3 separate regions of the Homo sapiens genome follow, and regions 2 and 3 are each linked to region 1. Evidence: read pairs that join two places in POLR2A ChIA-PET (ENCODE). Cell type or tissue: PC-9. All regions are shown on one strand. Each heading gives the region's core, and the rest is flanking DNA. Links, peaks and the distances in the headings are about the cores only.

Region 1 (10,088 bases), core at 1,013-9,012:
AAAAATTACCTAGGTGTCATGACGGGCGCCTGTAATCCCAACTGCTTGGGAGGCTAAGGTATGAGAATCACTTGAACCCGGGGGGAGGCAGAGGTTGCAGTGAGCTGAGATCGCACTGCTGCACTCCAGCTTGGGTGCCAGAGCAGACCCTGTCTCAAAAAAAAATGAAAAAACAATGTGTGACTTCTGAGGCTAGGTCATAAAAGACATTGTGGCTTCTGCCTTGTTCTCTTGGATCATTCCCTCTAGGGAAAGCCATCAGCCATGTTGTAAGGACATGTAAGCAGCTCTATGGAGAGAACTTCATGGCAAGGGACTGAGACCTCCTGTGAACAGCCAGTACCAACTTGCTAGTCATGAGTGAGTCATCTCGGAAGCAGATCATCTAGGCCCAGTCAAACCTTCAGATGACTTCAACGTAATAAGAGACCCTGAGCTTGAGCCATCCAGCTAAGCCACTCCCAAATTCTTGACCCACAAGAACTGTATGAGATAATAAATATTGTTGTTTTAAGCTGCTAAGTTTTGGCATAATTTGTTACACAGCAATAGTTAACTAATATACCAAACTTATGTTGATTCAGCTTATGTTTATTTATTTATCTATTGAGACAGGGTCTCACTCTGCCACCCAGGCCGAAGTGCAATAGTGTGATCATGGTTCACTGTAGCCTCAACCTCCCAGGCCCAAGTGATCCTCCCACCTCAGCCTCCCAAGTAGCTGGGACCACAGGCATGTGCCACCATGCCTGGCTAATTTTTTAATTTTTTGTAGAGACAGGGTCTCCTTATGTTGCCCAAGCTGCTCTCAAACTCCTTGACTCAAGTGATCTGCCTGCCTCAGCCTCTCAAAGTACTGGGATTACAGGTGTGAGCCACCACACCTGGCCCAGTGTATGTTTATACAGAAAATATGTATATTTACATCATTAAAATCTTATCTATATTTTTAACAAAGTAATGTGCATTTAAAGCTTCAAATTATATTCCAAATAGAACTGATAGAAAATTACTGAGTGCCAGCCTGGCTGACATAGTGAGACCCTGTCTCTACAAAATAAAAAATCAGCTGGGTGGGGCAGCTCATGCCTGTAGTCCCACCTACTTAAGAGGCTGAGGTGGGAGGATCGCTTGAGTACAGGAGGTCAAGGCTGCAGTGAGCCGTGATTGTGCCACTGTACTCCAGCCTGGGCAACACAGCAAGACCCTGTCTCAATCAATCAATCAATGGAAAATATATTAAGTTGAAGATTTCACACAGAATGTCCAATTTTCATGAAACAGATTACTGATGTTAAGTGGGAAATGCCTATATCCAGAATCTGACCACTTGTCACCTCCACAGCTACCACTGTGGTCAAAGCCACCAGTGTCTCTCTAGGAGATTGTTGCAGTAATCTCCTATCTAGTCTCCCCTCTTTTGCCCTTGTCCCTGCATAATCTGTGCTTCTTACAGCAAAGTGATTCTCTTGATACAGAACTCAGGTCATGCAGTTCCTCTGCTCACAACTCTGTAATGGTCCCACCTTACTCAGTGAGAAAGCCAATTTCCTCACAGTGGTGCACAAGGCCCCACTCAACATAACTCCTTCCCCATTACTTCTTTGACCTCATCTCTTATCCTTTTTCCCCACTAACTGTGATTCAGCCCAGCCATAGTGGCCTCCTGGCTTTCCTTAAGCCTCCTGGGCACTCTTTAACTTTAGAACTTTGCCGTTGCTGAACTTTCCCCCTGCACCCCACTTCACCTACTCCATTGCCTGGGCTAGTTATCTATGTGACTCAGTCCCTCACTCCCTTCAGGTTGCTGCTCAAGCATTACCTTATCAATATCCCTGCTCCTTACCCCTCTTGCCCTGCTTTATTTCTCTGGATTGAAGGTTACCCTGTGACCTACCACAAATTTCAGTATGGCTTTAAGCCACATGCGGGAGGAGTTCTATTTTTTTTGAGACAGAATCTCACTCTGTCACCCAGGCTGGAGTGCAGTGATGCAATCACAGCTAACTGTAGCCCTGGCCTCTCAGGCTCAAATGATCCTTCCACCTCAGCCTCCTGAGTACCTGAGACTACAGGCACGTGCCACCACGCCTGGCTAATTTTTTAATTTTTATTTTTGTAGAGATGGGGTCTCAGTATGTTGTCCAGGCTGTTCTCAAACTCCTGAACTGAAGATCCTCCCTCCTAGGGCTCCCAAAGTGCTGGGATTACAGGTGTGAGCCACCACATCCAGCCAACAGACATCTTTGGGAGGGAGATTTTTTTTTTTTTTGAGATGGAGTCTCATTCTGTCGCCCAGGCTGGAGTGCAGTGGCATGATCTTGGCTCACTGCAACCTCTGCCTCCTGGGTTCAAGCAATTCTTGTGCCTCAGCCTCCCGAGTAGCTGGGATTACAGGTGTGTACCACCATGCCCATCCAATTTTTGTATTTTTAGTAGAGATGGGGTTTCATCATGTTGGCCAGGCTGGTCCCAAACTCCTGACCTCAGGTGATCCACCGGCCTCGGCCTCCCAAAGTGCTGGGATTACAGGCATGAGCCACCGCGCCCAGCTGAACTTGTGTTTTTATCCCTCAGGCAATTAAAAAAGAAAAATGGAAGGGAAAACTGAAAGATCTCTGAAGAATGCCCAGCTCTGTCACACCTGTGATGTGGCCTCTGGAAACCCCTGCCTGTGGGGAAGACTTATCACTGGTACTACTCAGGTGTTCAGGAACAATGGCTCCGAAGTTAGAGGGACCTGGATTAACCTGGCCTGGTCTCAGTTTTCTCATTTATAAAATGGGATAGTAGTATTGATTCCTTGGGTTGTGGGAAGATTAAATGAAATAATCCATGTAATTTGATTACATACTCAGTTGCTCCCATTAGCACATCCTGATTATTCTTACTTAGCATTCAGTCCATGTGTGACTGCACTTATAATACCACATGAATCCAGTGGTCTGTGCCATGTAAATCGGGCCTCTGAGATTTTGCTCAGCCTACAGTGGCATATGGGCAAATACGCTTCTGACCTTGCAAAGCCAGGTGGGCCCTAGCCTGAAGCGACTCACCTTCAGGCTAGGGCTATCATATAGACAGTTGGGAGTCAGGTCAAAGAGCTGTCTTATAGACAGCTGGGAGTTCCTCCAGGCTAACTGGTTGTTCACTGGCTCTGGAGTTGCAGGAATAGACAACGGGCTCTCTGCTGCTCTTGGAAGTATCTCCTAAATTAAACTCCTTAATTAGCCAGGTATGGTGGCAGGCGCCTATAATCCCAGCTACTCAGGAGGCTGAGGCAGGAGAATCACTTGAACCCAGGGGGCAGAGGTTGCAGTGAGCTGATATCGCGCCATTGCACTCCAGCCTGGGCAAAAGATTGAAACTCTGTCTCAAAAAAAAAAACAACAAAAAAAAACAAAAAACTCCTTGGTCTGCCACATGCCACTGCTCTGTGACGTTGCACTTTTGGTTCAAAGACCCAAACAAGGTCTACAATAGCTTACTTATTCTGTCCTCAGGGCCCACTCTCCACTGATCCCTTGTGGGCTTTAGCTGACTAAGCCCAGTGTGGCTGAGTGGTACCCAGCACGGTACCTGCATGGGGAAGGGTTGGCGGGGGCCAGATCAGCTGGCCAGAGCTAGTGGATGCTTCCTTCACAATAGTTCTCCTGCCACCTGAGATCATACAGTATCTCAGCATCTCCTAGGTCAGTCTGGGGTCCAGCCAGAGGCCTGATGAAGCAAACAGCTCTCTGAATACTTACTCTGGAAACTCAGACAGGGAGGCTGAGTGAATCACAGCAAAATCCACCCCAACCCCCATTGGAGCCACAACTGTGCAACTGAAGCTCCTGGGAGGCTAGAATTGAAGAAGTTAGGCAAAGGAGGTCTCTTAGAACCAGCCCCAGATGCCCCTTCTCAGGGAACCCTTCTCAGACAACCCCTCTAGAAGCCCCAGGCCTTGCTTTTCCTAGAAGTGCCCTGCTATGCCTGTGAGCAATGTCACCAAACAAGTTGGCTCAATCAGCCCTTGTAGTGTGCCTCTCTCACTCAGGCAGCCTTGGAGCAGAGAAGGCCTTCAGAAGCCCCTCCCTACTGACTCCCTACCACTCCTGCTCCCTCTTCTTGCTTGGATAGCACTTCATTTCACCTTAACCCTTTGGAGCGGCCTGTCTGGAAAGGAGGTGCCAGGATACAGGATGTGTGGCAGACAAGGCCCAGGTGAGGCTGTGCTATGGCTGCTTCAGCAGGATGCCTACTCCATGCTGAGATCACAGTCTGGTCCTTGTCACTTCTGGCGGTTACTTCCCTCCCTGACAAAGGGTGCTCACTCTCCCTCTGCAAACTTGTGCCCAGAAAGGGTGGCTCACCCAGTACAAGGGACAACCCAGTTGCACCAGGCAAACTGGTGCAAAGTCCGGCCAGGCGCAGTGGCTCATGCCTGTAATCCCAGCACTTTGGGAAGCTGAGGCAGGCAGATCACCTGAGGTCAGGAGTTCAAGACGAGCCTGGCCAACATGGTGAAACCCCGTCTCTACTAAAAAAATACAAAAATACAAAAAATTAGCTGGGCGTGGTGGCGCATGCCTGTAATCCCAGCTACTCGGGAGGCTGAGGCAGGAGAATCGCTTGAACCTGGGAGGCGGAGGTTGCAGAGAGCTGAGATCACACCACTGCACTCCAGACTGGGCAACAAGAGTGAAACTCCGTCTAAAAACAACAAAGCAAAGACCCAAGCCCCTTCCAGGTGCTGCCCCGCTCATCCCAGTTACCTCTGTTGCTTTTTGAGAAGACTCTACCGGCCGAATATGTGTACGTTTGTTGGCGGGGCGGGGGTGGGGGAGTGGGGAGAGTCCTACCTGGCCACTGCCCCCTACCGGATCTCGCCCTCCCAGCCAAAGGATGGGTTCCAGATCTCGCCTTTTGTATTCCCCAGCTGGGGACTAGCCGGCTGAGGGACCGCAGGGAGACACAGTCTTCCCATTGCAAACGATAGCGTTGATGGCTGGAGGCCCCCGTCTTCAAGCCCCTCCCTCCAAAGATGACAGCTCTCCAGTCTCTAGGTGCCTCCAGGCCACGTGGGCTGGCAGTCAACTCACCTGTTTCTCAGAGGAGTCCAGGACGCACAGAAGGTGCCGGTCACTGCCCTCTGCCGGACCCATGGAGGGGTAAGGGTGTCCGGCCGGGGCCGGCCTGAGGGCACAGCTTCGCGGGGCCCCGGCCCCCTGCGTACACAGACATGGCCACAGCGCAGGCACCGCTCCCTCCCACCGCCCTCACCCGGCCGCCGGTGCAGGAAGATAGCTTTCGCCGGCCTCTCGCGGCCAAGGCCCAGCTCCAGCCGCTCAGCCCGACTCGGCCCGCCCCCGGGGTGCATTGTGGGAAATGTAGTCCTTAGCGTTTGGCCGCCTGCGGCGCCGAGGGACTGGTTCTGGGCTCCTAGTCCCAGCAGAGCCGTGGGCAGGTCCTGACCCGGGTCCGCGATTGCCTCATCCGGCGCCGCCTTCTAGGGGCCTGGGCGCCTCCTCCGAGTCTAGAGTCCCACACAGAACAGCCCTGGACTCTGGGCCTCTCCGTCCGAGCCAGCTAGCAGTTCATTTCAAGTGAGAGAAAGGGACGTTAGGATTGTTTCTCCCACTGATTGTGGAAGGACAGTGCAAGTTTGGGGGACTGGATAAATGTCATTAGTGGGCCCAGCCACACAGGCTGTAAAGGATGTGGGCATGCGCAAAAGTCGCACTAATTGTTTCTAAAAACATATTTGTAGCCACGTTTTAATGTATCAGTATAATGCTCTAGAACGGTAGTTCTCAACTCTGACGGCACATAGAATAAGCCGGGAAGCTTTAAAAAAAAAAAAAAAGAACTAGGACGGGCGAGGCGGCTCACGCCTGTAATCCCAACACTTGGGAGACCGAGGTGGGCGGATCACTTGAGGTCAGGAGTTCCAGACCAGCCTGGCCAACATGGTGAAACCCCATCTCTACTAAAAATACAAAAACTAGCCAGGCTTGATGGCGTGTGCCTGTAGTCCCAGATACTCGGGAGGCTGAAGTGGGATTCCAGGAGGTCGAGGTTGCTGTGAGCCATGATCATGCCCTGCACTCCAGCCTGAGCACCAGAGCGAGACCCTGTCTCAAAAACAACAACAAAAAAACTAATGCCTGGACACCAGCCCTAGAGATTTTGATTTAATTGAATTTAGAGTAGGGTGGAGTGTTGGGGAGCCAGGCATCACTATTGTTTTAAAAGCTCCCCAGGTGATTTACCATTGCAAAGAATCATTGTTTGTAATTTCCTAGACGCAAAGCAATAAAAACAACAGGAAAACAGTCAACAACAGGCTCTCCCAAAAGACCCTTATTTTTAGAGATGGTTTTAAAAAGTAAAATTAGTGTTTGGCACCACTGCTCATGTTCTTTTCTGAAGCAATTAATTCACTTTACAGCCTTATGGTTAATTCTCCCAAAAGTTAATAGGATGAAAAAAAAAGTCAGATCACTCCTCTGACTTTCCCTGCTGCTCCACAAGCACCTGGGGGCAGTGTCCTTTTCCTCTCTAAGCCCTACACTGGAGTTAGGGTAGAGCTCCGCCCCTGGGCTTTTCTTCCAGTCTCAGATGGCTGCCACTTGTAGCCTGCTTCCACAACACTGGCCTGTGACTGACATGGTGACAAAGCTGTGGCCTTTCACTGAAGATGGCTTTGCATAAGGCTATCAAGTTCTTGCACATAGTCTAAGGGAAGCTTTCTCACCCCCATGTCCCCCACTTTTAGGTAAGGACATAAGAAAATGCCCTATTCCTTAACTGAGAGTCTCTCCAGGTCTCCACAGATCACTCAGTATTTTATCTCCTCATTAGCTCAGAAGTCCAAGTTCCCTCCCTTAGGGCAAGAATCATTTATACAGTTGTTTTCTCTAATTATTACACTATAAGAGTTTGAGCCATGAGCTGGGCTTGGTGGCACAGCCTTGTAATCCCAATTACTCCACAGGCTGAAGCAGGAAGAATTACTTGAGCCCAGGAGATCAAGTCTGAAGTGAGCCATGATCATGGACAACAAGAAGGAGAAAGTTAAGAAAGAAGGAAGGAAGGGAGGGAGGGAGGAAGGAAGGAAGGAAGGAGAGTTTAAGTCAAGATATAACATTCTCTGCTTGGTACAGAAATGTCCTGGCTATGTTCCTTTCCTTTTTCTTTTTCTTTTTTTATTTTTTTTTTAGAGATGGTGGTTTCACTATGCTATGTTGACAAGGCTGGTATCGAACTCTTGGCCTCAAGCAATTTTCCCATCTTGGCCTCCCAAAGTACTGTGATTACAGGCATAAGCCACCATGCCTGGCTAATATCCTGCCTATATTTCATTAACTTGAATTTACACCCTATAGAATTCATCTCCATAGAAGACAAATTAATTTAATTTACTTATTTTTTTTCAAATGAAGTCTCTATCATCCAGGCTAGAGTGCAGTGGTGCCATCTCAGCTCACTGCAACCTCTGCCTTCTGGGTTCAAGTAGTTCTCTGCCTCAGCCTCCCGAGTGGCTGGGATTACAGGTACCTACCACCACGCCCAGCTAATTTTTGTATTTTTAGTAGAGACAGGGTTTCACCATCTTGGCCAGGCTGGTCTTGAACTCCTGACCTCGTGATCCACCCGCCTCAGCCTCCCAAAGTGCTGGGATTACAGGCATGAGCCACCACACCCCGCCCAGAAGACAAATTTAAAGTTTTCTTTTTTTTTTTTTTTTTGAGACGGAGTCTCGCTCTGTTGCCCAGGCTGGAGTGCAGTGACGTGATCTCAGCTCACTGCAACCTCCGCCTCCCGCGTTCAAGCAATTTTCCTGCCTCAGCCTCCAGAGTAGCTGGGATTACAGGTGCGTACCACCACGCCCGGCAAATTTTTGTGATTTTTGTATTTTTAGTAGAGACATGTTTCACCATGTTGGTCAGACTGGTCTCGAACTCCTGACCTCGTGATTCATCCATCTCGGCCTCCCAAAGTGCTGGGATTACAGGTATGAGCCACTGCGCCCGGCCAGTTTTTTGTTTTGTTTTGTTTTTTTGAGATGAAGTCTTGCTCAGTCACCCAGTCTGGAGTGCAGTGGCACTATCTCGGCTCACTGCAACCTTAGCCTCCCACGTTCAAGCGATTCTCCTGCCTCAGCCTCCCAAGTAGCTGGGACTACAGGCATGCACCACCATGCCCAGCTAATTTTTTTATTTTTAGTAGAGATGGGGTTCCACCATGTTGGCCAGGATGGTCTCAATCTCTTGACCTTGTGATCCGCCCGCCTCGGCCTCCCAAAGTGCTGGGATTACAGGCGTGAGCCACTGCGTCCAGCCTAATTTTTGTATTTTTAGTAGAGACGGGGTTTCACCAATGTTGGCCAGGCTGATCTCGAACTCCTGACCTTGTGATCCGCATCCACCCACCTCGGCCTCCCAAAGTGCTGGGATTACAGGTGTGAGCCACTGCGCCTGACCAAATTTAAAGTTTTCTACCTAACTAGTTCTTGACAGTCTCCATGTTTAGCTCAGGATTTCTTCCAGAGTCTTACTATTCCTGTTAAGCACATCAGCTCCACCAGATAGTACTACTGTCATCTGGAAGTATTACATCTACTTAGCTAAGCAAGTGGCCATATATCTCATATATTTCTCGCTAAGACTTGTGCCTAAGACATTCTCGCAGAGCAAATCATGGTGGGTACTTACTAAAACATCTTAGGTTATTACTTAAAACTTTGTTTTAATCCACTTTTTTTTTTTTTTTTGAAACGGTGTTTCACTCTTGTTGCCCAGGCTGAAGTGCAATGGTGCGATCTCGGCTCACCACAACCTCCTTCTCCCGGGTTCAGGCGATTTTCCTGCCTTAGCCTCCCAAGTAGCTGAGATTACAGGCATGTGCCACCACACCCGGCTAATTTTGTATTTTTAGTAGAGATGGGGTTTCTCCATGTTGGTCAGGCTGGTCTCGAACTCCCGACCTCAGGCAATCCACCCACCTCGGCCTCCCAAAGTGCTGGGATTACAGGCATGAGCCCCCATGCCCGGCCTTGTTTGTTTTTTGAGTCAGGGTCTTAATCTGTCACCCAGGCTGTAGTGCAGTGGCTCACTGCAGCCTTGACCTCCTGGGCCTAAGTGATCCTCCCACTTCAGCCTCCCGAGTGGCTGGGACCACAAGTGTGTGCCACCACATTGGGCAAGTTTTAAATTTTTTGTAGAAATGGCGTCTCCTTATGTTGCCCAGGCTGGTCTGGAACTCCTGGGCTCAAGCAATCCTCCTACCTTGGCCTCCCAAAGTGTTGGGATTACAGGTGTGAGCCACTGTGCCTGGACTGTTTTTATTTTTATATTGAGACAGAGTCTCAATATGTTGCCCAGACTGGCCAGGAACTACTGGGCCCAAGCCATCCTCCCACATCAGCCTCCTGAGTAATTAAGACTACACACCCAGCAAGGATACACTTGAGTTATAACCTTGCAGCACCTCAGGTTCTGACATCTTCACTAAAGCTAGAAAAGAGAAGAAATATGGGGAAGAACAAGACGTCTAATTGTTACATTTCTTCCGCCTTCACTTTTCAGCTGTGGCAAGTTACTTAACCTTTCTGGGCTCTGGTTTCCTTAACTATAAAAGGGGAGGCAGGGAGTGGTGGTTCATGCCTATAATCCCAGAACTTTGGGAAGCCGAGGTGGGTGGATCACCTGAGGTCAGGAGTTCGGGACCAGCCTGGCCAAGATGCTGAAACCCCGTCTCTACTAAAACTACCAAAAAATTAGCTGAGCATGGTGGTGTGAGCCTGTAATCTCAGCTACTCAGGAGGCTGAGGCAGGAGAATCGTTTGAACCCTGGAGGTGGAGGCGGAGGCGGAGGCAGAGGTTGCGGTGAGCCGAGATCGCGCCACTGCACTTCAGCCTGGGTGAAAGAGCAAGACTGTCTTGGAAAAAAAAAAAAAAACTATAAAAGGGGATAATATTGGCCAGGCTAGTGGCTCATGCCTGTAATCCAGCACTTTGGGAGGCTGAGGCAGGTGGTCATGAGGTCAAGAGATCAAGACCATTCTGGCCAACATAGTGAAACCCTGTCTCTACTAAAAATAC
Region 2 (10,088 bases), core at 1,372-9,371, 99 kb after region 1:
CTGTCTAGTCTTAAGGTAAATATATGTGGGATATAAGGGAGTTTGGGGGCTGGGCGCAGTGACTCACACCTGTAATCCCAGCACGTTGGGAAGCTGAGGTGGGCTGATCACTTGAGCCCAGGAGTTCAAGACCAGCCTGGGCAATGTAGCAAAACCCCATCTCTACCAAAAGTACAAAAATTAGCCAGGTACAGTGGCACATACCTGTATTCCCAGCTACTAGGGAGGCTGAGATGGAAGGATAGCTTGAGCCCAAGAGGTTGAGGCTGCAGTGAGCTATAAGCATGCCCCACTACATTCCAGCCTGGGTGACAGAGCGAGACCCTGTCTCAAAAAAAAGATTTTTTTGAAAAGTTGAAAATGAGTATATTCGCTGAATACGAGATGAGTTTTCCCAAGAATTTATCCCTCAGAATCTTTCACGTTCTTCCTCCTCCTTCTCCTCCTCCTGCTTTCTTCTTCTTCTTTCTTCTTTTTCTGTTTCTTCTTCTTGCTTTTATAAAGTCTTAGCTCCTGTGGAGTTTTCTCTCAGTTACTTCTTATTTATTTATTTGAGACAGAGTTTCACTCTTGTTGCCCAGGCTGGAGTACAGTGGCGCGATCTCGGCTGACTGCAACCTCCGCCTCCTGGGTTCAAGCTATTCTCCTGTTTCAGCATCCCAAGTAGCTGGGATTACAGGTGCCTGCCACCACACCTGACTAATTTCTGTTACTTCTTTTGAGCCACAAAGTATTTGAAAAAGATGCATTAAGTAGTGACCGCAGTCCGTGCTAGTATTGGGTGCTTACAGAGGTCTAGTAGAATACCGTGTTTTAAAAGGAGGTGAATTTAATAATTGCTGTGATTACTCTGGCATTATACGCTCACAAATAAAATGTTTGGTGATTTTTTTTTTTTTTTTTTTTGGAGACAGATTCTTGCTCTGTCACCCAGGCTGTGCAATGATGTGATCTCAGCTTACTGCAACCTCCGAGTTCAAGTGATTCTCGTGCCTCAGCCTCTCGAGTAGCTGGGATTACAGGCACCCGCCATCATGCCTGGCTAATTTTTGTATTTTTGTAGAGATGGGGTTTCACCATGTTGGCCAGGCTGGTCTTGAACTCCTGACTTCAGGTGATCCACCCATCTCAGCCTCCCAAAGTGCTGGGATTACAGGTGTGAGCCACTGCTCCCAGCCGGGTGTGATATTTTTAATAAAACAAGTATTCAAATTCACTTACAGGACCAATGAAAGAATCGTTTGTCGTAATTTTATGCCAAAGGGTACTTGTGGCTTAAGATAAACTTCCCATAATGACATTATCCACAGATTCAAAAAGTAGTTTATCTTAAACAACTTCTGTGACATTTTAAAATGATGTGGCTTAGAAAATTGCTAGGTTATCTAAAATGGCTCTATTGATGATGTAAATGTAGCACATGAAGAGCTTGAATAAAATAGACTTTTGAAGTGTGCAAATGGAAAGAACAGTCCTTCTAAATAATTATTTCCCCTCCCTTTTATTGACGTATACATACAGAAAAGATATCATGTCGTAAGTGTATTGCTTAGTGAATTACTCCAAAGTTGGATATACCTGGTTAACCACCACCTGAATGAAAAAAACAGAACACTGCTTCATATGGAGAAGCCCCTCCTGCCCCTCCTGGTCATTGTCCTTTTCATCCCTCCCACAGGTAGTCACTGAGTTCTAATACCACAGAGTCTTTTGACTTTCTTTTGAGCCTTATGTAATTAGAATCACAAAAGATGTATTCTTTTGCCTGACTTTTATACTTAGTATTGTTTTTGAAATTCATCTTGTGTGTAACTGCGATTTGTTCATTTTCATTGCTTAGTGAATTATTCCAAAGTTGGATATACCTGGTTAACCACCACCCGAATGAAAAAAACAGTTTTTGGCCGGGCACGATGGCTCACGCCTGTTATCCCAGCACTTTGGGAGGCTGAAGCGTGCAGATTACGAGGTCAGGAGATCAAGACCATCCTGGCTAACACGGTGAAACCCCGTCTCTACTAAAAATACAAAAAATTAGCTGGGCGTGGTGACGGGCCCCTGTAGTCCCAGCTACTCAGGAGGCTGAGGCAGGACACCTGTAATCCCAGCTACTTGAGATGCTGAAACAGGAGAGTGGCGTGAACTTGGGAGATGGAGCTTGCAGTGAGCCGAGATTGCGCCACTGCACTCCAGCCTGGGCGACAGAGCAAGACTCCGTCTCAAAAAACAAAAAACAAAAAACAAGAAAACAGTTTTCCAGTCTAAGAATGTATTACAATTTATTCAAATTCCACTCTAGATGGACTGTGGGTTTTTTTTTTTCCCCCATTTGGAGCTATGGCAAATGATGTTTTTTCAAAGTTGTTATTTCTCAGCCAGGCGCGGTGGCTCACGCCTGTAATCCCAGTACTTTGGGAGACTGAGGTGGGCAGATCACCTGAGGTCAGAAGCAAGACCAGCCTGGCTAACATGGCGAAACCCCGTCTTTTCTAAAAATACAAAAATTAGCCAGGTGTGGTGATGGGCACCTGTAATCCCAGCTACACAGGAGGCTGAGGCAGGATAATCACTTGAACCCAGGAGGTAGAGGTTGCAGTGAGCTGAGATCACACCACTGCACTCCAGCCTGGGTGACAGAGCGAGACTCTATCTCAAAAAAGAAAACAAAACACCACGGAATTGTTATTTCTCTTGGCGAATAGGTAGATGCACTTATTCCTGTTAATATATACCTACCTGTGAATGTGCTTGTTGGATTTTCTATGTATCTTCTGTCTGCCACCTAGAAATTTAACCTTTTATATATATACAACTTTAATTTTTTTTTTTTTTTTTTTAAGAGACAGGGTGTCACTATGTTGCCCAGGCTGGTTGGGAACTCCTGGCCTTAAGCCGTCCTCCTGCTTCAGTCTCCCAAAGTGTTGGGAATATAGGCGTGAGCCACTGTGCCCCACTGTTCAAGTTTTCATTGATTGCTGCCTACATATAGTTGTTCAACAGCTATTGATTCCCCCTGCTCTGTATATATGTCTCCTAGTGTAGGTATCAGGGTTACAGCAGTAATTAAGACCACATTATTTCATTTTATCATTTAAATATATAAGACTAATTGATAAATTAAGTATAGAACTTTGACCAACATGGTGAAACCCCATCTCTACTAGAAATACAAAAATTAGCTGGGTGTGGTGGCAGACGCCTGTAATCCCAGCTACTCAGGAGGCCGAGGCAGAACTGCTTGGAGATGGAGGTTGCAGTGAACCAATATCAGACCACTATACTCCAGCTTGGATGACAGAGGGAGACTTTGTCTCTTTTTTTTTTTCTTTTTTTTTGAGACGGAATCTCGCCGTCTTCCAGGCTGGAGTGCAGTGGCACGATCTCGGCTCACTGCAGCCTCCGCCTCCCGGGTTCAAGCGATTCTTCTACCTCAGCCTTCCGAGTAGCTGGGATTACAGGCACCCACCACCATGCCCGGCTAATTTTTGTATTTTTAGTAGACAGGGTTTCACCATGTTGGCCAGGCTGGTCTCAAACCCCTGACCTCAAGGGATCAACCTGCTTTGGTCTCCCAAAGTGCTAGGATTATAGGCGTGAGCCACTGTGCCCGGCCCTTTTTTTTTTTTTTGGAGACAGAATTTCGCCCAGTTGCCAGACTGGAGTGCAGTGGCACGATCTCAGCTCACTGCAACCTCTGCTTCATGGGTTCAAGCCATTTTCCTGCCTCAGCCTCCCAAATAGCTGGGACTACAGGCATGCACCACCACGTCTGGCTAATTTTTTGTATTTTTAGTAAAGCCAGAGTCCCAAAGTGCTGGGACTAGGCAGGCGTGAACCACCACGCCTGGCCAAGACTCTGTCTCTCAAAAAAAAAAAAAAGAAAAAAAAATATAGGACTTTGGGAGGCCGAGGCAGGCAGATCACCTGAGGTCAAAAGTTTGAGACCAGCCTGACTAACATGGTGAATCCCCATATCTACCAAAAAATACAAAAATTAGGCAGGTGTGGTGGCGTGCACCTGTAGTCCCAGCTATTGGGGAAGCCGAGGTGGGAGATTGTACCTGGGAGGCAGTGAGCAGAGATCGCACCACTGCACTCCAGCCTGGGTGACAGAGTGAGACCTTGTCTCACCAAAAAAAAAAAAAAAAAAAAAATAGCATAGGTAGGCATTTGATGATTTGATGATTTCATTCGCATCCCTAAAAGTTTATTTGTTCCTGGGTCGTCAGATAGCTTTTTGGCCATCTTCCTGTTGAGAAAATTGATGTACCCTTCTGGAGTCCTCCAATTTTCCATTATAATATGGTAAGTGGGAGCTAGAGCTTTGGGTAAGAATTGGGATGTGATAAGGAGGATGAGTTTTGCAGTGGTGTGCATGGTTAGGAGGAGAAAAAGCTGGAGGCAGAGTGTTCACTTAGAGGCTTGGGGTAGGAGGGGTAGGTTTAAGTGGTGCTCATCTGGGCCAGAATAGGGCAAAAAGGGAAGAATGAAATAACCAGATGTCTTTGCTTTGTCAGTAGTCTTGCAGCCCTGAAAGCTTTTTTTGTTGTGTTATATTTGTTGTAATTGAGGTATAATCCACATAACATAAAACTTACCTCTTTCAAGTGTACAATTTAGTAGTTTTTAGTATATTCATAAAATTGTGCAACTATCACCACTGATACCAGAACATTTCTGGGAACAAAAAGAAACTATATATCCATTAAGAGTCACTCTCCATTTTCTCCTACTTCCTTCTCTACCCCCAGTCATCTGCTAGTCGGCTTTCTGTCTCTATAGATTTGCCTGCTCTGGATATTTCATATAAATGGAATCATATACCATATGGTCTTTTGTGACTGGCTTCTTTTACTTAGCCTAATGTTTTTAAGGTTCATCCATGTTATATGAATCAGTACTTAAATCATTTATAGGGTTGAATAATATTCCATCATATGGATATACCACATTGTCTTTATCTGCTCATTAATTGGTAGACATTTAGGTTGTTTCCACTTTTGTTTATTATGAATAATACTATTCACATTCATGTACAAGGTTTTGTGTGGACACATTTTCAGTTCTCTTCGATATATACCAAAGAGCCACAATGCTAAAACTTCCAGCTTTTTACCAGCTATCCCCAGATGCGTAGCCTAGTAAGCCCCATGTTGGAGTGGTGTAGTGTTGAAAACATGGCATACTCATACATTAGATAACCAGGTTTCAATTCTGGTTTGGAAGCCTTTGGATATTTGCATTACCCATTTGAATTCTCTCTTGGGCTGTGTTTGGTTTGGGGTTTTGTACTTGTTTTTTTTTTTTTAACTAGATGTTTTGAGGCACTTGGTACTGTGGACATGTGTCAGTCTTAAATATTTGGGTTTTGAGCATATCAAGGGCTTGGTTTGCAGTTGACAGTTGAATAGCAGTCTTCTTCCTTCCATTCCTTACAGATTCTCCTGTTCAGAGTCAACCATTGAATAGCATATTTATTGTTTCTGCCTGTGTGTCTGTTAGTGCTCATATGGTCTAGTTCCTGAGTTAAGAAGTATAGGGTAGTGGTCATCTTTTTTCTTTGACTTGATTCCTGCGTACTGTGAATGCAGAGCAATGCAGGATATGTTGGGTTTTCTACAAACAGAGCATCAGCCCAGAGACATGTTTGCATTTGTTTCTGTCAGGTTTCCTGGCTCAACTGGCACCCTTTAAGGCCAGAGAACGTTAGTTTAGGCACTTTTCCTAGTAAAATACTTCTTGTGGCTCTTCCTGTGTACTTGGAATAAAGGAGGCATTCCATTGTTAGACATGCTTGGGTAGTTCAGGGTAATCTTAGAGTCATGAGAGATATGATATAAAGGAATAACTAGCTAAACCAGAAAAAATGCCTGGGTAATGACTAGCAAATAGGTGGTCAACAGATGTCCTCATTAGATTGAAAGGTCCATGAAAGCAGGGACTATTTCTTTTCTTTACTGCTTAAAAAGGTTAGAACTGGACCTGGCAACATATGATGAGCTAAATAAATACATATTTGTGAATTGGGTTAACACATATTGCATAAAGTGGTTTTGGCTCTGTTTTATTCTTCATAAGCCCTAGTGATCTTTTTAATTTCTGTAAAATGTGGTCTTGACCCCCCCAACCCAAGTGACCTCCTTATTTGCTAGGCTCTGATATTTCTGTTAGGTTTCTACTGTATTTTCTGAGATAGCAATTAGTAGATACTATTTCTCCTTTGATGGAGCTAGCCATATATTCTTGTTTGTTCATTTTAGCTTTCAAATTTCTGTCTGATTCTTGTTCTTTTACTCTGGAATGTAGTGAATGGAATGACTTGGAAGGTACAAGGTAGGTCAGTTTAGGTTGTCTAGGGCCTTGCATTTAAAAGTTTAATTTGATGACATGGTGGATTACAAGAATGTAACAGTATCAAAATGATACTATCTTCTTGTGGTGGTATGTAGACTTAAAAAGAGAAACTGCAGAGAAAAGGGTCCCTTAGGATGTAGAGCAGCAGTTGATATGTGAGAAGTTGATGCCTTGCATTAGGGATTAGGAGTAGATGTGGAAGGAAGAGATCAGGTTTGAAAGAGTTTAAACAAAGAATCTCTAGGATTTGATAACACTGGATATCAGAGGGGAAGGTACAAGAGAGAGGGCAGAATCAAAGGCCACTCAGAGGTTAAAGGAATCATACCGGTTTGGCATGGTGGCTCACGCCTGTCATCCCAGCACTTTGGGAGGCTGAGGCGGGCAGATCACGAGGTCAGGAGTTCGAGACCAGCCTAGCCAATATGGCGAAACCCCGTCTCTACTAAAAATACAAAAATTAGCTGGGCGTGGTGGCGTGTACCTGTAGGCCCAGCTACTCAGGAGACTGAGGCAGAAGAATCACTTGAACCCAGGAGGCAGAGGTTGCAGTGAGCCGAGATCGTGCCACTGCACTCCAGCCAGGGCGACAGAGCGAGACTCTGTCTCAAAAAATAATAATAATAATAAATAAATAAAGGAGTAATTCCAACACTTGGGAGGCCGAGGCAGGAGGATTGCTTGAGCCCAGGAGTTCAAGACCAGCCTGGGCAACATAGTAAAACCTCATCGCTATAAAAATTTTTTAAAAAGAAATTTAGCCAGGCATGGTGGTGTGCCCCTGTAGTTCCCATTACTAGAGAGGTTGAGGTGGAAGGATCTCTTGAACCCAAGAGGTCGAGAGTACAGTGAGCCATGATGCACCAGGGCACTCCAGCATGGGCAACAGAGTGAGACTTTGGGAGGCCATGGCAGAAGGATTGCTTGAGCCCAGGAGTTCGAGACCAGCCTGGGCAATGTAGTGGGACCTTGTCTCTATAAAAATTTTACAAATATATATAAAAGCTGGGCATGGGGGCACGTGCCTGTAGTCCCAGTGACTGGTGGGTGGGGCGGGGGTGAGGTGGGAGAATCACTTGGGCCCAGGAAGTCGAGATTGCAGTGAGCCATGATCATGCCACTGCTCTCTAGCCTGGGTGACAGAGTGAGACTCTTTTTGTCTTAAAAAAAAAAAAAAAAAAAAAAAAAAATGGTTGTACCTTGAACAGATACAAAGCATGTAGAAGAGGAAAGCATTTGGGAGGGAGAATAATTGGTTGGATACATTAAGTGTCAAGTGACAGTAGGACCTCTAGAAATACACAAACAGAGCTCCACAGGTTTTTTCATTGTCATTTCTTATACCTTTTGTTCCACTACCTACTTTTTTCCTACAACTTTCTGTTTATTTTATAGTTTATGAATTTTAAGCAAAATACTTCCTTCTGCCTCTTACCAGTAATTTTCAAAAGCGTCTGTATTGGTTAGGATTAGATTTGGCTGGGAATGACAGAAAACTAAAAATAAAAGCAGTTTAAACAAGTTTATTTCTCTCTAATGCAAATGAAGTTTGAGCTGTCCAGGCTTTCTTATGGTGGTTTGGTCATGATCAGGGACCCAGGTTCTTTCAACCATGTAGCCCCATCTTAACATGTGATTTCTATCTTATTGTTCAAGATGGCTATTTGAGTGTCAGTTATCAGTTTTATTTAGCAACCAATGGGAAGGAAGGGGGATGAAAATGGGCCCTGTCTTTAAGGATACTTCCTGGACATAGTGAGTAGAAGGATGGTTACCAGAGTATGGGAAGGGTAGTTAGGGGGCTGGGGGGAAGGTGGGAATGGTAAAGGGGTATAAAAAAGGTAGAATGAGTAAGACCATCAGAGAAATGCAAATCAAAACCACAATGATATAGGTGGCTCACGCCTATATGTATCTCACACCAGTTAGAATAGTGATCAGTAAAAAGCCAGGAAACAACAGGTGCTGGAGAGGATGTGGAGAAACAGGAACACTTTTACACTGTTGGTGGGACTGTAAACTAGTTCAGCCATTGTGGAAGACAGTGTGGCGATTCCTCAAGGATCTAGAACTAGAAATACCATTTGACCCAGCCATCCCATTACTGGGTATATACCCAAAGGATTATAAATCATGCTGCTATAAAGACACATGCACATGTATGTTTATTGCGGCACTATTCACAATAGCAAAGACTTGGAACCAATCCAAATGTCCATCAATGATAGACTGGATTAAGAAAATGTGGCACATATACACCATGGAATACTATGCAGCAATAAAAAAGGATGAGTTCATGTCCTTTGTAGGGACATGGATGAAGCTGTAAACCATCATTCTGAGCAAACTATCTAAGGGCAGAAAACCGGACACCACATGTTCTCACTTATACGTGGGAATTGAACAATGAGAACACTTGGACACAGAGCGGGGAACATCACACACTGGGGCCTGTCGTGGGGTGGGGGAGGGGGGAGTGATAGCATTAGGAGATATACTTAATGTAAATGACGAGTTAATGGGTGCAGCACACCAACATGGCACATGTATACATGTGTAACAAACCTGCACATTGTGCACCATGTACCCTAGAACTTAAAGTATAAAAAAAAAGACCTACTATTTGATACCACAATAGGGTGAGTATAGTCAATAATGACTTAATTGTACATTTTAAAATAACATAAAAAGAAAAAAATAAAATAATGCAGAGTATAATTTGATTGGTTGTAACTCAAAAGATAAATGCATGAGGGGATGGATACTCTATTCCCCATGATATGCTTATTTCACATTGCATGCCTGTATCAAAACATCTCCTGTACTCCATAAATAAATACACCTACTATGTATCCACAAAAATTTCTTAAAAAAGGATACTTTTGAGCGTTTCAAGCATTACTTCTAGTTATGTTCAGTTGATCAGAATTTAGTCATAGCCACACTTCAGCTTCAAGGAGGGCTGCAGAACGTCTTTATTTTAGGCAGCTATGTGCCCAGTTAAAAAGCAGATTTTCTCCCAAGGTAAAGAGAGCAGATAGGCATTAGGAGACTACTAGTAGTCTTTTAATTTTCCAGGCCGGGCACGGTGGCTCACACCTGTAATCCCAGCACTTTGGGAGGTCGAGGCAGGCGGATCATGAGATCAAGAGATGGAGACCATCCTGGCCAACATGGTGAAACCCCATCTCTACTAAAAAAAATACAAAAATTAGCTGGGCGTGGTGGTGCGTGCCTGTAGTCCAAGCTACTCAGGAGGCTGAGGCAGGAGAATTGGTTGAACCCAGGAGGTGGAGGTTGCAGTGAGCGAAGGTCGTGCCATTGCGCTCCAGCCTGGCAACAGGGCGAGACTCCATCTCAAAAAAAAAAAAAAAAAAGCAGGGATTTGCTCCCAAGGTAAGAGAGCAAATAGACATTGGGAGACTATTAGTAGTCTCTTAATTTCCCAGAATGAGAACCAGATTCTTTCCGGTTACAGAACTCGTTTCTCCAAACATTAATTATTCTTATAATAATTTTAAAAAATACTAAATATATAATTATCACCAGCCAAATGCTTCTTTTAAGAAATAGAGACAGGGGGCCGGGCACGGTGGCTCACGCCTATAATCCCAGCACTTTGGGAGGCCGAGGCAGGTGGATCACCTAAGGTCAGAGTTCGAGACTAGCCTGGCCAACATGGGGAAACCCTGTCTCTACTAAAAATACAAAATTAGCCGGGCATGGTGGTGCAT
Region 3 (10,088 bases), core at 703-8,702, 180 kb after region 1:
CTAGTTTGTTATATTCCTATTATGTCCATTGAGAGTAAGCTTAGTATATCAAACTCTCCATTTGACAGTGAAGAGAACATAGTGAAAGTCTGTGGCGGCATTTTTATAAGTAATTCCTTATTTCTGCCTGAAGACCACAAAGCCTCCTGGAGGCGTAACTGCTCAGACCGGTCTTCAGGGAATATTTAAGGACTTAGTGGAATTTATGAACAATAAGTCTGATGAGATTAGCCTGGGAGTGGTGTCCTGCAGCTGTCTAATCTAGTTAGAGTGGCATTAACATTCTAATCTCCTTGAGAATGCCTTTTATAGTCTGTTCAAAGCAAGTCATTGATGGTTCTTCGAGGTAGTGTTAACTGAAGTGTTCTTCAGTTTGTCAAGATAATGTTCAGTGCTTGGCACTTAAATAACATTTTTTGCAAGAACTCCAAGGCACATTATTGAATGCCTTTAACCAAGTGCATTCTGGGAAGTTTGCTTGACTCATTATCTTGCTTTTCTGCAGCATTCTGTGATTTGAGTCATCCATGAATCCATGAATAAAAGTTACATTCTTTGATTGGTAATATTGCCATTTATAACAAGACTCACTAATGAGGGTATCACTTTGACTGACTGATTTGTTAAAGTTTTTAAGCCTCTCATTTTCCTAACCCAGAAATCACAGCCTGATTTTATTAAAAGTAGAGCTTCATTCATTTCATACCATAGATACCATCCTAGTAAATCCAGAACATATACAAGGTTCATGTGAGTCTGCTTTCTTGACATGATAGCATTGTTTGATGCAGTGGATATGTCAGAATGACTAACCTAGGAGTTTAAAACTCCTAAGAAACTAAAACCTGTAAGACATTTAAAAGTCTCCACAATTTTAATGTATACAAAGCTATGTTACTGTGTAACACATTACAGTTCAAATTCACTCCAGAAATAAAAGGCCAGTAGGATTAGGGACTCACTGGTAGTTTGGAGTCTCCCAGCACACATCCCTCCTAGTGGGATGATCTATTCACATATCTCCCAGCTTTTTTATTTTTGCTTCTGTATATCACAGTGAGTGGATGGCCCTTCAGCTTTTTCTCTCCTGGCCAGACATGCAGTCTTGCCTTTAGATATCGCAGAGACAAAATTCACAGCATGTCTTAAATCTTCCAGGATTTGCAAGAACCAAATTGCTCAACAGTATGTATGTTTAGAGGGGTTAGACTCCTTTTTAAAATCTGGATATCTAACCACCTACTTAAATCTGTTTGATAGTGTCAAACCACCCCCACCCTTGATCCTCCCACCCCCAAGAAAAAGAAAAGATGCTCCTGTTAAATGAAGGCTCTTTAGGGGTAGGTGCTAGGTATACTCTTGGCTAGATTGATTCAGCTCAGAATTTTGACTTTTTAAAGCTAAGTCCTTGTAGTCACATGGTTGACTTGAAGGATGAGGTGGTGTGTGCATTTATGAGCTTTTCCTACCCCCCTGAAGAAACTTCATTGGCCTCCTGGTTACTCACCTTGAAGAGAGTACCATCCATTTTAGTGAAAAACACATCTGTCACCTAGGACATGACATGGTTGCAGTTGACAGGAAAAAAAAAATCTCATTTAGTTGTTTTAGAGTTGGTGGCATTCAGAATAGTCCCTCTTGAGAAAGAATTGTAACCAGATTCCCTTTAAAAATGAGTTCCCCTCCCTTTCCCCCCAAAGGACTCATCCTGAAGCAGAAGGTGTGGGGGGAAGGAGAAATGTAAAGGCTTTTACTTTGCATAAGGATGGGGGACTGGGGAAAAAGGTGAAGCGAAGCCCAAGGACACCATGCTAAGGGCAAAAGTAAGAGACAGTCTCAGAACTGAGAGAATTGTGTCTTCTGCTTTTTGAAGTAGACTGTCACACTCAGGCAGCCTGTCAATGCTGAATGTTAGGACTTCTGTCTCCGCTGGAGACACGGCCTGGTGCAAGTCAGCGTTTAGTGTTTGACAGCTTTCTCAGCACTCCCTGACTCCGTTTACCTTTACTCCGCATCCCATTCTCTTACTGCCTATCTGAAGGATTGGATGGGCAGAGTATAGGTGGCGGTGGTTGGTCCTCCCCGTATGTTGTCCATTTAATTCCAGAGCACTGATTTTTCCGAAGTGTGCTCTGCCCTGGGAAAATGGACACATGTTCCTCACAATGGGAATAACTAATTACTTCTTTTCTTACAGAAAAAGTTGGTGATTCAAGGAAAGCACATTGCAATGCATTATAGCAATCCCAGACCTAAGTTTGAAGATTGGCTTTGTAACAAGGTAAGCATATGTTCTTCCCAAATAGACAAAACTCCTTTAGGATATTGCTGTTTTTTTCTGTTTGTTTATTTGACTGTCCAAACAAGGAAATTGTTACTCAATCATCAGTAATATTCATGGTTTGTTACTTTCCTTGGGTCCTCCTACACTGGTATTAGATGATAGAACTAGAGGTTTCGTTTATTAAGATGCACGTTCTGCTGGGCATGGTGGCTCACGCCTGTAATCCCAGCACTTTGGGAGGCCAAGGCGGGTAGATAGCTTGAGGCCAGGGGTTAGAGACCAGCCTGGCCAACATGGCAAAACCCCGTCTCTACTAAAAATACAAAAATTAGCTGGGCATCACGGTGCGCGCCTGTAATCCCAGCTACTCGGAGGTTGAGGCAGGAAAATCTCTTGAACACGGGAGGCAGAGGTTGCAATGAGCCAAGATCGCGCCACTGCACTCTAGCCTGGGTGACAGAGTGAGACTCTGTCTCAAAAAACAAAAAAGGACAACAAAAAGGATGCAGGTTCTAAGCCCAGTGATTAAGATTTTAGGTGTGTTTCATGTTACTGTTTATTGAATTCTAGAGCTCTCAGTTTTTGGCGTAGTCTCTTAACTGTATTAACCAAAATAGTTGAGAACCCTGCTAAAGTTATATAAGGTTTACCATTTTGAACTTGAATGTTGACATTGATATTTTGAGAGTGCTCAAACTGTGTCCCCTGTCCAGTAGGGGACTAGACAGTGGTTAGTTTACCTTGTGTTTGTGTATGTAGGATGGGATGTATAGTGCTCTGTTGATACAAGGAAGAGCTTCACCAGTGGCTTGCTGTAGAGTTTTCAAATTAACTGAACCCTTTCCTCGGCTTGATAATAATGGGATTCTTCTTCAACATACAACAAACTTTGTTTTTCTTGGGAGATTTTAACAGTGTTACATTCTGAATTTTTTAGGTTATGTCCCCATGTCTCAGCTACGTGAGACTTTCTGCTTTTCTGTTAGTTACTGGGACCTACCCGTGGCCCCACTGTTATTGTTACTAGAAAGCCTGGCCTAATGTGAGAAATAATTACAGATAAAACTTTTTTTTTCAGTGCTGCCTTAACAATTTCAGGAAAAGACTAAAATGCTTCCGATGTGGAGCAGACAAGTTTGGTAAGACTGGATTCAGCTGTTTGCAATATGCATTAAAACCTACTAACTGGGGCAGGGAGCAGTGGCTCACTGTAATCCCACCACTTTGCAAGGCCAAGGTGGGAAGATCACTTGAGGACAGGAGTTCAATACCAGCCTGGCAAGAGATAGCAAGACCCTGCCTGTACAAAAAAAGAAATTTTAAATTATCTGGGTGTGGTGGCACACACCTGTAGTCCTAGCTACTCAGGAGGTTTAGGTGAGAGGATTGCTTGAGTCCAGGAGTTGAAGGCTGCAGTGAGCTATGGTCATACCACTGCACTCCAGCCTGGGCAACAAACAAGACCCTGCCTCTCAAAAAAAACAAAACAAAAATCTGACAAATAGGGTTGTTAACTGTGAGCCTGAGGAAAAGTATAGATTTTAGTGTACTTAAACAACTTGTCTGTTTTCTTTAAATCTTTTCCCTTAGGTTAGATAATGCTGCTCATGATTGTGAGAGCACAGAAAGTTCTTTTGTTTTCTAGAATTAAGTCTGCTCACCTGGTTTGCATTCTGCATCTGCCTTTCTTTAGTGCAGGGTAGTGTCAGTCCCACTGTGGCCCAAAGTTTGCATTCTGCGTTAACCAAGTCACAATTAATGAGGTTTTACTATAGGCACAAATGCTTAAAAAAGAAAAAAACGATTGTTTTGTGTGGTTAAAATAAAAACTTGTGGGGATTTTAATGTATTTCTTTGGTGAAAATACATTAGTTGTTTGTCTCTAATTGGATCACTTTCCCTTCTAGACTCTGAACAGGAAGTGCCTCCTGGAACCACAGAGTCGGTTCAGTCTGTGGATTACTACTGTGATAGTAAGTTCATACACGATCTTTTGGTCTTCATGTTAAAAATTGACCTCAGTTGTCAGGAGATGGAGACCATCCTGGCTAACACGGTGAAACCCTGTCTCTACTAAAAATACAAAAAATTAGCTGGGTGTGGTGGCACACACCTGTAATCCCAGCTACTCCGTCTCAAAAAAAAAAAAAAATTGACCTCAGTTGGAAATTTCTGTTCTCCTACCCTTTTGTAAGGAGCAGCAGCAGCTTCGGGTTGTCCCTTAAAAGACAGGATTTTTAGAATCTTCTCCATGTCAGGGTAGAAAATACACTAGGAATGTCACAAATGGATTTGTATGTACTTGACCCTATCTTGGAAAACTTTGGTACATTGGTGGTGGGAATGCATGTGTATGTCATTTGTCTCATTTACCCCTAGCGATCATTCTTCGGAACATAGCTCCGCACACTGTGGTGGATTCCATCATGACAGCACTGTCTCCTTACGCGTCTTTAGCTGTCAATAACATCCGCCTCATAAAAGACAAACAGACCCAGCAGAACAGAGGCTTCGCATTTGTGCAGCTGTCCTCTGCAATGGTGAGGTTCTCATCGATTCTTTCCTTTTTAAAAGAAACAGCTTTAAGAGGCAAATGTGGTTCATCCAGTTTTGAAACTGTCTGAGGCTCCTAAAGCCCAAGATGCAAGGCTCCCTAATGACAGTTTTTGCACTGCTAAATTACAGGACTGATGACTTCAGTAAGTAGTAAAAATAATGTGTATACCTATAGGCAACTGGCAGAATTTTTTGAGCCACAGTTTAGTCCTTGGTACTTTGTTTTTTGTTGTTGTTGTTCTTTTTTGGGATGGAGTCTCACTGTCGCCCAGGCTGGAGTGCGGTGGCACCATCTCGGATCACTGCAACCTCTGCCTCCAGGGTTCAAGCGATTCTCCTGCCTCAGCCTCCTGAGTAGCTGGGATTACAGGTGCCCGCCACCACGCCCAGCTATTTTTTTTTTTTTTTTTTTTTTTTTTTTTTTTTTGAGAGGGAGTCTCGTTCTGTCGCCCAGGCTGGATGGAGTGCAGTGGTGTGATCTCGGCTCACTGCAAGCTCCATCTCCCCAGGGTTCACGCCATTCTCCCGCCTCAGCCTCCTGAGTATCTGGGATTACAGGCGCTCACCACCATGCTCAGCTAATTTTTTGTATTTTTAGTAGAGATGGGGTTTCACTGTGTTAGCCAGGATGGTCTTGATCACCACCTCTGCCTCCCAAAGTGCTGGGATTACAGGCGTGAGCCACCGCGCCCAGCCACGCCCAGCTAATTTTTGTATTTTTAGTAGAGACAGGTTTTTGCCATGTTGGCCAGGCTGGTCTCGAACTCTTGACTTCAAGTGATCCGCTCATCTCAGCCTCCCAAGTGCTAGATGTACTTTGTTTTAGATTGGTTTAGCATTTGCTCTTTTGGTAATACTGGAAACCTTCACATCTTAGAGGAAAGAGAGATATTCCTTTCTTGAGGTTTCATATCTGCAAACACAATAAGGAATTAATTGCCTTTTATTTTTTAATAGAAAACTACTTCTTTGAATGGGGTGGATGGTAGGGAGAGATTTTTAATTGCATTACACGTTTTTTTCCTTCACATTCTCCTTCAGGATGCTTCTCAGCTGCTTCAGATATTACAGAGTCTCCATCCTCCTTTGAAAATTGATGGCAAAACTATTGGGGTTGATTTTGCAAAAAGTGCCAGAAAGTGAGTGGCTTCATTGTCCTTATTTCAAACTACTGCATATGCACATTTGTACAGTGTGCTAACTGAACGCCAAGCCTGTGCCCCAAGTATGTTGAGACACTGTGATCCTCCCTGATTGCCAAGGCCAGGAGGGACACGTTTGTCTTCTTTTAGTGATTATTCCCTACTGTCCTGTGTAACCAGTTGATGAAGTTGCCTGAAATGGTTTCAGATCAGGAGAAAGGCAAGTATGGCAGATGGGTTGAGAACACATGCTTTGCAAACTGCAGCAGTATAGTGCTAACCCATCCAGAAATAACCCATTCCTTCCAGAACAGCGTGCTAATAATTTCATGTATATAGTGCTTAACTCTAACACGGTAAATTTCCCTTTTTTTAGTATCATTGCACATTCAAAAAACTCTTCGTTAGATGGCAGGTTACAAGGTAGAACAATGATACTACAGGGCCACTTGCTTACTGAGGAATTTCCCCATGAAGAGCCCTCCCCCTGTGAAATGTGGCCTTGCTGGCATTTGAGAACTGACAAAGGGTGGAGTGAATCAGTTGGTGGTATAGGGGCACTAATTGTGGGAATACTGTGATAGAATCACATGATTGGATCTTTGTGGTTTCAGAGACTTGGTCCTCTCAGATGGTAACCGCGTCAGCGCTTTCTCTGTAGCTAGTACGGCTATTGCTGCTGCTCAGTGGTCATCCACCCAGGTAAGATCGAGGATCTTTTTGCTCAAGGTAGTGTGGTGGTGGTGCCCAGATTCACAGACGTGACCTCTCCTGTGGTACTCGCAGTATGAGCTCTTTTCTTTTCTTTTTTTTTTTTTTTTTTTTTTTTTTTTTTTGAGACAGAGTATCACTCTCGTCACCCGGGCTGGAGTGCAATGGTGCAATCTTGGCTCACTGCAAGCTCCACCTTCCAGGTTCAAGTGGTTCTTCTGTCTCAGCCTCTTGAGTAGCTGGGATTACAGGTACCTGCCACCACGCCTGGCTAATTTTTGTATTTTAGTAGAGATGGGATTTCACCACGTTGGCCAGGCTGGTCTTGAACTCCTGACCTCAGGTGATCCACCCACGTCAGCCTCCCAAAGTGCTGGGATTACAGCCGTGAGCCACAGCGCCCAGCATCATGAGCTCATTTTTAGGGACTTCTGAATTTTTTTCCTTAATGCCTACTAAGTTTGTCTTTGTCTCATTTTGATGTTTTGTAGTCTCAAAGTGGTGAAGGAGGCAGTGTTGACTACAGTTATCTGCAACCAGGTCAAGATGGCTATGCCCAATATGCTCAGGTAGGTAGATTTTAGCAGCATCCACCTTATAGTCTTGCAGAGTGTGTCTGAGAATAGCAGCTTTAATGGTGGACTTTTCTTCAGTATTCACAGGATTATCAGCAGTTTTATCAACAACAAGCTGGAGGATTGGAATCTGATGCATCATCTGCATCAGGTAGTAAACTTCATCTCCCTTTTACCTTTTGTTTAAGCACTTACAGTTGAAGAAATATGATTAAATGTCCTAACTGGACCAAAAGCTACAAGTCCATTTCTCTGTAAGATTGTAGGGGGCATGGCCGGGCACGGTGGCTCACGCCTGTAATCCCAGCACTTTGGGAGGCCAAGGCAGGTGGATCACGAGGTCAGGAGTTCAAGACCAGCCTGGCCAACATGGTGAAACCCCATCTCAGCTAAAACTACAGAAATTAGCCAGGTGCGGTGGCAGGCGCCTGTAATCCCAGCTACTCAGGAGGCTGAGGCAGGAGAATTGCTTGAACCCGAGCGGCAGAGATTGCAGTGAGCTGAGATTGCGCCACTGCACTCCAGCCTGGGCGACAGAGTGAGATTCTGTCTCAGAAAGAAAAAAAAAAGAATGTAGGGGGCATATTCAGGGCTGTCATCATGTACCCAAGGTTCTGGGGAAGAATACGGTTATTTGTGTACACCAGGAGTTAATACAAGGTCTTAGAGACCATGTTGTGATGAGTTTAATTCTTGGAATTCAACTCTGTATTTCCCCTCTCTGTGTTTGGAGTCGTGAGTGCCCACGTAAGTTCAGGTGAGCAGAGAGGATGTGGCCCTGGAGACTGGTGCTCAGACATCAATCAGAAGAGCTACTCTAAGAAGCCTTGGCTTTAATTTTTGTTTCAGGCTTTAAAAAGCCTTGTGAGTTAAATCTTTCTCAACCCCAGAGCAAATATAGATCCTTTCTTCTCTTCCTTTTCTCTTCTTTTTTTTTTGAGACGGAGTCTCGCTCTGTTGCCCAGGCTGGAGTGCGGTGGCGTTATCTCGGTTCACTGTGAGCTCTGCCTCCCAGGTTCACGCCATTCTCCTGCCTTAGCCTCACAAGTAGCTGGAACTACAGGTGCCTGCCACCACTCCCGGCTAATTTTTTGTATTTTTAGTAGAGACGGGGTTTCACCGTGTTAGCCAGGATGGTCTCAATCTCCTGACCTCGTGATCGGCTCGCCTTTTCCTTCCAAAGTGCTGGGATTACAGGCCTGAGCCACTGCACCCGGCCTCTTCTCTTTTTCTTAGCCATGATACAGAATCCTTAACTTTGTATATCACATCTAGTAGAATTATAAGAAAATGAAAATGTCACAGATTCCAGGGTACTTAGTGGAAGTTAGCTTATGAAGAACTGACATATACAATGACAGAAGAAGGCTAGATTGGGCATTACAAATAAAGATGTTTGGGTTGGCGTTCAGTGCCTTGGCTTTCCCTAACACTTGTGTTTATCATCAGGCACAGCAGTGACCACCACCTCAGCGGCTGTAGTGTCCCAGAGTCCTCAGCTGTATAATCAAACCTCCAATCCACCTGGCTCTCCGGTAATCCTGTTGTCCTATATACAAAACTCGTGGCTGATGGGGAAATTTTGTTTTGCTATACAAGTATTACCCTTTCCTGTTGTATGAGCCAGGATTGAGTAATACACACTTCAACCTTATTTCTTTCTGTTGTTTTAAAATATTAATTTTATGATATATATGTGCATGTATATTTTAAATATAAAATTTCAACTGTGTATTTACACTTTATGCATGCTTGACCTTTAGAAAGTTGTCGCCGGGGCCGGGTGTGGTGGCTCGCGCCTGTAATCCCAGCACTTTGGGAGGCCGAGGCGGGTGGATCACGAGGTTAGGAGATCAAGACCATCCTGGCTAACACGGTGAAACCCCGTCTCTACTAAAAATACAAAAATTAGCCGGGCGTGGTGGCACATGCCTGTAATCCCAGCTACTCGGGAGGCTGAGGCAGGAGAATTGCTTGAACCCCGGAGACGGAGGTTGCAGTGAGCCAAGATTGCGCCACTGCAGTCCAGTTTGGGCAACAGAGCAAGACTCCTCTTGAAAAAGAAAGCAAAAAAGTTGTCAACATGTGTTTTGCTGAGGGATTGCCTTAGATTATTGCTACAGTGTGTCTGTCAGGGGAGCCCTTCCTCCTGGATGATTGCAGTGATTTAGCTCTCTTAAAAGGCTTTACAGTTGAAATTATATTGAAGCTGCTGTTCTTTCCAGACTGAGGAAGCACAGCCTAGCACTAGCACAAGTACACAGGCCCCAGCCGCTTCCCCTACTGGTGTAGTTCCTGGTACCAAATATGGTAAGCCAAACCTCATGGGGCTGTTGACAGTTGGAAGGTCTTAGTTGTTGTCTTTGTTTAATGAGAGTTCTTCTCCCTTTGCGGGTGTCAGAGGGACACTTGGGGATGTGAGACAGAGAAGAAACATTAGGCCTGCTGCATCTCACTGGCTTAGAATTTGAAATAAAGCCAATTTCTTACCTGGAATGACTGTATGCTGGATTTTGTTTTTGCAGCAGTACCTGACACGTCCACTTACCAGTATGATGAATCTTCAGGATATTACTATGATCCGACAACAGGGCTCTATTATGACCCCAACTCGCAAGTAAATGTGCTGCTTTCCTCCTCAATTTCACTAGAAGTAGTTTCGCTTAGTGCATTTATGAGGCATAAAATGAAATATTTCCTGCAAAAGAATATATGACTCAGATTAGTTTTAACTTCTTCAAAGCCACCAAAATGTAATTTTTATATGGAGATTGTAAGTTTTAATTGTAGGGTTAAAAAATGTTTTGAGGTATAATATAC

The links. Peaks named below come from ENCODE experiments on the same cell type or tissue, not always from the same donor. Only the 100,000 strongest peaks of a DNase experiment are listed, where the experiment ranks them.
Region 2: POLR2A ChIA-PET joins it to region 1 with 12 read pairs; 9 of 35 experiments call an interaction of 5 or more read pairs at or near these places.
Region 3: POLR2A ChIA-PET joins it to region 1 with 25 read pairs; 5 of 35 experiments call an interaction of 5 or more read pairs at or near these places.

The regions. Positions count from the first base shown.
Region 1 is chr3:49,924,525-49,934,612 of GRCh38, forward strand. It overlaps MON1A (MON1 vesicular trafficking associated A), which reads right to left and starts at 5,287. Exons shown (of 6, transcript NM_032355.4): 1 at 5,085-5,287. RefSeq lists a silencer at 4,994-5,343. In PC-9, for the core only: CTCF peaks have their summits at 5,097 (motif pointing left) and 5,312 (motif pointing left); DNase peaks (open chromatin) are centred at 5,077 and 5,347; H3K4me3 peaks cover 1,915 bases; H3K27ac peaks cover 758 bases.
Region 2 is chr3:50,022,770-50,032,857 of GRCh38, forward strand. All of the region lies in intron 6 of RBM6 (RNA binding motif protein 6), which reads left to right. Among named protein-coding and RNA genes, the nearest start is that of RBM5, 61 kb to the right of the region's middle. In PC-9, for the core only: no CTCF peak of the experiment used is centred there; a DNase peak (open chromatin) is centred at 5,852; H3K27ac peaks cover 539 bases.
Region 3 is chr3:50,100,886-50,110,973 of GRCh38, forward strand. RBM5 (RNA binding motif protein 5) reads left to right here. Exons shown (of 25, transcript NM_005778.4): 7 at 2,198-2,281; 8 at 3,363-3,423; 9 at 4,192-4,257; 10 at 4,664-4,824; 11 at 5,882-5,979; 12 at 6,597-6,684; 13 at 7,185-7,262; 14 at 7,347-7,419; 15 at 8,718-8,803; 16 at 9,494-9,578; 17 at 9,794-9,885. It overlaps RBM5-AS1 (RBM5 antisense RNA 1), which reads right to left and starts at 103. Exons shown (of 1, transcript NR_045388.1): 1 at 1-103. In PC-9, for the core only: no CTCF peak of the experiment used is centred there; no DNase peak of the experiment used is centred there.